Regions from separate parts of the Homo sapiens genome. Here region 2 is linked to region 1. Evidence: read pairs that join two places in POLR2A ChIA-PET (ENCODE). Cell type or tissue: Panc1. All regions are shown on one strand. Links, peaks and the distances in the headings refer to the core of each region. The heading gives the core; the rest is flanking DNA. Region 1 overlaps FRMD5 (FERM domain containing 5). Region 2 overlaps WDR76 (WD repeat domain 76).

Region 1 (2,921 bases), core at 188-2,687:
TAACAGCACACACCTGGCTAATTTTTGTATTTTTAGTAGAGACGGGGGTTTTACCATGTTGACCAGGCTGGTCTCAAACTCCTGATCTCAAGTGATCCTCCCACCTCAGCCTACCAAATTGCCAGGATTACAGGCATGAGCCACCATGTCTAGCCAAAAGTCCAAAGAGTTTTATTGGTCACCAGGGTCTAGGGTCTTAAAAAGGAATGGAAGACCTGCTTCATTTGCTAGGATAGACATATGAATTGGCGATTTGCTGTCTTAGGGGAAACACCATTCTCCCTGCAACATGGGAATGGAGATGCTTTAGTACCCTTCAAATTTCCCAGCTGCATAAGAAAACCACTGAGGTGGTTGGCCTAAGCCCCAAAAAGTCAAGACCAGAAAACAGGGGCAACAACCATCACCTGGCCTCCAGGAAAGCAGCACTGTCCTTCCTGGGCACTACAGAAGTGAGAAACAGAAGCTATAAGGTTGCTGCCAATCCTCCATGATATTCACTTCTTTAGTACAAGCCTTAACTAGACACATTTGAGAGACGAGCAACTCGCAGAGTCAGACAGGATGTTATAGATGAGGCTATCAAAGGTGAATTCAACTTAAAATAGATATAACTAGAAACAGGATGGGAAGCATGGTCCACTTCCTCTTGGAGCAAGAGGTGAGAAAATGAGGCTGTGAGGAGGTCTGTCTCCTCTTTTATGGGGTACTAAGGGGAAAAGTGTGAAGGAAACTTCTGTAGCTATGGTGATCCCTACATCCAAAATCCTAATTCTGGCAGAACTCTAACACTCCATGAAGTACTGCATCACACAGTATTCATTTGATCTAAGCCCTCTAAACTTGCAGAGATGGAGGCAGGGGGACCTGAAAGTTTTGAAATCCTAAGAGACAAACCAAAAAGTCATAGGAGCTATACCAACTGGCACTCCACTAATTCAACAAAGGATAATTGCAGAAATTGACTTCATAAATACCTCAAAGACCTCATAAATACCACACTAACATACTGTACTTCTCACCCGGGAGAGGGGTCACACAGCAAAACGGTTTGTAATGGAATGGATTAAAACTATAAAGAGTTATACAGGTGTTAGAACTGTTTATTGTTTTCAGGAATAAGAAAATTTGAAGTGAAGTTAACATAGCAATCATGTAGCACAAACAAATTAGAACAAATATTTATTGAATTAAAACTATGTAAGGCATCGAACTAGATGTGATAATTCTTAGGGTTTATGATTTATAGCTTTCTCTTAATCTATTATAAACTCTAGAGTGCCTGGCAAGCACAGGGCTCAATACATTTGTTCTCTCCCTCCCTCTCTCACCCTAGCTACCACAGCTACTAAGTGGTTGAGCCACAATCAAATCCAAATATTGGTTATACTATGGAAATGCCCCTGCACACACATTCTATTTATGGTAGTATCTTATTTAACTGCACAATTTAACCTGGCTGCTTAATCCATTATTTTAATATGTCTCTCAGTAAAATCAAATTCATTTCTAGAGTAGCTCACCTTTCAGTAATCACAAAAAACTGATTAACATTTCTGACTTGAAAATAGGTATTTTTTCAACACATATTTCTATTAGAAATGTTGCAATATATATTCTCATAATTTATAAACTATTATAAGCTGAAAGATAGTTCAAAATCTATTCCTGGCCGGGTGCAGTGGCTCATGCCTGTAATCCCAGCACTTTGGGAGGCGAGGCGGGTGGATCACGAGGTCAAGAGATAGAGACCATCCTGGCCAACATGGTGAAACCTCGTCTCTACTAAAAATACAAAAATTGGCCAGGCATGGTGGTGGGTGCCTGTAATACCAGCTACTCGGGAGGTTGAGGCAGGAGAATCGCTTGAACCCAGGAGGCAGAGGTTGCAGTGAGCTTAGATTGCGCCATTGCACTTCAGCCTGGGCAACAGAGCGAGACTCCACCTCAAAAATAATAATAATAATAATAAAATAATCTATTCCTTATAAGCAGGGCATGGTGGTGCACTTCTGTAGTCCCAACTACTTGGGAGGCTGAGGCGAGAGAATCACTTCAGCCCAGGAATTCAAGTCCAGCCTAGGCAACATAGCAAGATCCCGTTTCTTAAAAACATAAAAATTCCTTAGGATATTACATGCCTAAGCACGTAAATGACTCCTTCAGTATACTGAGTTCAAAGATATTAGTTATCTTTTCATTTTTTAATTTTCCCTATTTTCTCCAAATAACAAAGTAAGCTGATAAATGTGGTAAATATATATATATATATATATATATATATATTATATATATATATATATATGTATCTCCATAAATGAAACAGATGAATGAAAAACAGATGAGTAGACCAGATCTGCATTTACGAGGAAATGACCTTCAAAACTGGCAGGGAGCTGTTAACAATGTTCTTCACAGGGGAGCAATTATACTACAACCCTCCTATGTATACTTTCATTTCTCATGGTCTACAAATACATTTGCATATCAGAAAGAGTGAAAGAATAGTCTGGTAACTGTGGCAACCTTCATTGAAAAGATATAAGGCATTTTCATTACCTTAATAATTACATCCTAAATGCCAGATCGGAATAAATGCTGCATTATGAAAGGATAGACAAATACTTTGACAGAATTTCTTATAACTGAAATTTACCAAATGGAACTATCATGACTCCAACCCAGTGATACATTTCTGATTCTGTAATATCCTAAGTAGTCTCTGATTATGCTAAGGCAGTAAAATCATTCTAAAATAGATACTTTATTTAAACAAAAATATGGCATACAACACTTTAAGGAAAATGAGTTCAAATTATCACCATAAAATATACAGTGCTACAATGCCTAAAATGTTGGGAATATTGCTTAACCTAATAAGAAGTTCACAGATCCTTTCCATACTGATTTAAAAGATCCTA
Region 2 (2,921 bases), core at 300-2,799, 340 kb before region 1:
TAGTGCCCTTATAAAAGAAACCCAGGAGAGACCACTGTCCCTTCTACCATATGAGGACACAGCTAGAAGGCACCAACTATGAACCAGAAAGTAGGCCCTTACCAGACACTGAATGAACTGGAAGCTTGATCTTGGTCTTCCTAGTCACCAGGACTGTGAGAAATAAAATGCTGCTGTTGATAAGCCACTCAGTTTATGGTATGTTGTTTTAGCATCCCAAATGGACTAAGAAACAGTTTCTAAGCTGTATCAAAATATCTTCCCAGGGACCTGCTTTGGAATGATTTTAGTTATCTTTGATGAGTCAGAAATAGATACTGAATTCCATTCATTGTGCATATAATTCTGCATGAAATACTGTCTGTTATTACAAAATTGAGAAAAGTCAAGTTAATGTTCTCTGAATTTATTTTCTTATTGGGGAAGAAGACCAAAGACATGAAAAATGCCATAAGGACAATTAATGAAGGTGAAGAAATAGTGGTGACTTGAAGTTGGTTGGGGTTTATAAACAAAATTTGCAAGTTTGAAGACAGAAACCAAGTTCTTATTTTGGGATCATAGATTCTCCCTTATTTTGATAAGATGTGAGTGGGGATAGGAGGTGATAGGATTTAGCAAAGAAAACTGAAGCAAAAAAGTGGGAAGAAGATCAGAATAGTATGTTTTGGAAGCCAAGAGATGAGTTTCAAGGATGGGAGGTTGACAGAGCCTTTTGCAGAGAAGTTAAAAGAATGGAGAAAAGGCCATTGATTTTGAAAATAGGGTACCATGTAGTGAGTTGAGAGAATAGCTTTGACAATGAGGTAAGTAAGGAACAAAGGCTTTAGGAGATTAAGGAAGTATGGGGGTAATGAAAGAACTGGAGAAGCATTGGATAGAGACTTTTTTTTTTTTTTCCCGCCCCTGAGATACGGTCCCACTCTGTTGCCCAGGCTGGAGTGCAGTGGCATGATCATAGCTCACTGCAGCCTCAACTTCCCACGGTCAAGCAATTCTCCACCTCAGCTTCCTGCGTAGCTGGGACTACGGTCATGTGCCACCACACCTGGCTAATTTTTTAACTTTTTGTAGAGATGGGTCTCACTATGTTGCCTAGGCTCATCTCAAACTCCTGAGCTCAAGCACTCCACCTGCTTCAGCCTCCCAAAGTGCTGGGATTACAGGTGTGAGCCACCACACCCATCTGAGACTACTTTTTGAAGAATTTTGCAAAGGAAAAATTGAAAATTAGCATGATTAAATGAAGGTTTTTTTTTGGATGAGTTGATCTGTATAGATTTAAGACATACATAAAAATCCTTTTTTCATATCTTTCATGATGACTCCAAAAATCTGTATTACAGCCGGACGCGGTGGCTCACACCTGTGATCCCAGCACTTTGGGATGCCAAGGTTTGGCGGATCACCTGAGGTCTGGAGTTCAAGACCAGCCTGAACAACATGATGAAATCCCATCTCTACTAAAGATACAAAATTAGCCGGGCATGGTGGCACATGCCTGTAATCCCAGCTACTTGGGAGGCTGAGGCAGGAGATTTGCTTGAACACAGGAGACGGAGGTTGCAGTGAGCCGAGATGGCGCCATTGCACTCCAGCCTGGGAAACAAGAGCAAAACACCACCTCAAAAAAAAAAAAAAAAAAAAAAAATCTGTATTACTAGGTCTCTGTAGTCCAGTATCTCCATCAACCTAATTTTCCAGGACATTTGGCAATCTCATTAACAGATTTAACAAGTCTAAAAGCAATATTACCTTGTCTATCCTGTGCTCACAATTTCCCCAGTTTTTTTAAAAAATGGCTTCATTGAGGTAATAATTTACCTATCATAAAATCCTATTTAAAAAATGTAAAATTCAATGCTTTTTTTTCTTTTTTTTTGAGATGGGAATCTTGCTCTGTCACCCAGGCTGGAGTGCTGTGGTGTGATCCTGGCTCACTGCAATCTCTGCCTCCTGGGTTCAGGTGATTCTCGTGCCTCAGCCTCCTGAGTAGCTGGGATTATAGGCGCTCGCTGCCACACCTGGCTAATTTTTTTTTTTTTGAGACGAGTCTTGCTCTGTTGCCCAGGCTGGCATGCAGTGGCGTGATCTCTGCTCACTGCAGCCTCCGCCTCCTGGGTTCAAGCAGTTCTCTGCCTCAGCCTCCCAAGTGGCTGGGATTACAGGCGTCCGCTACCACACCTGGCTAATTTTTTTGTTTTTTTAGTAGAGATGGGGTTTCACCATCTTGGCCAGGCTGGTCTTGAACTCCTGACCTTGTAATCCACCCGCCTCGGCCTCCCAAAGTGCTGGGTTTACACGAATGAGTCACCGTGCCCAGCCTAATTTTTGTATTTTTTGTAGAGATGAGGCTTCTCCATGTTGGCCAGGCTGATCTGGAACTCCTGACCTCAAGTGATTTTCACCTGCTTCGGCCTCCCAGAGCTGCGATTACAGGCGTGAGCCACTGCACCTGGCCTCAGTGGTTTTTAATAAGTTTACTTAGTTGTTTAATTATCATAGTCTGGTTTTAGAACATTTTCATCATCCCTATAAGATCCCTCATGCTGGCTGGGTGCAGTGGCTCATGCTTGTAATTCCAGGGCTTTGGGAAGTCAAGGCAGGAGGATGGCTTAAGCCCACTAATTTGAGACCTGCCTAGGTGACATAGTGAGATGCCTGTCTCTTAAAAAAAACAAACAAACAAAAAAAAAACTGGATGTAGTGGTGTGTGCCATTAGTCCCAGCTACTCAGGAAGTTGAGCTGGGAATATCACCTGAGCTCAAGGCGGTTGAGGCTGCAGTGAGCCATGATTGTGTCACTGTACTCCAGGCTGGATTGACAGAGTGAGACCCTATCTCAAAAAAAGAAAAAAAATTCACTTACTGCAATAAGAAAGAAGCAGAACCTAATGTAGTATACTTCAAAAACTAGCTAC

Evidence for each region. Peaks named below come from ENCODE experiments on the same cell type or tissue, not always from the same donor. Only the 100,000 strongest peaks of a DNase experiment are listed, where the experiment ranks them.
Region 2: POLR2A ChIA-PET joins it to region 1 with 5 read pairs; 3 of 35 experiments call an interaction of 5 or more read pairs at or near these places.

Annotation. Positions count from the first base shown.
Region 1 is chr15:44,189,637-44,192,557 of GRCh38, forward strand. All of the region lies in intron 1 of FRMD5 (FERM domain containing 5), which reads right to left. Among named protein-coding and RNA genes, the nearest start is that of FRMD5, 4.2 kb to the right of the region's middle. In Panc1, for the core only: no CTCF peak of the experiment used is centred there; no DNase peak of the experiment used is centred there; H3K4me3 peaks cover 346 bases; H3K27ac peaks cover 1,249 bases.
Region 2 is chr15:43,845,396-43,848,316 of GRCh38, forward strand. All of the region lies in intron 8 of WDR76 (WD repeat domain 76), which reads left to right. Among named protein-coding and RNA genes, the nearest start is that of WDR76, 20 kb to the left of the region's middle. In Panc1, for the core only: no CTCF peak of the experiment used is centred there; no DNase peak of the experiment used is centred there.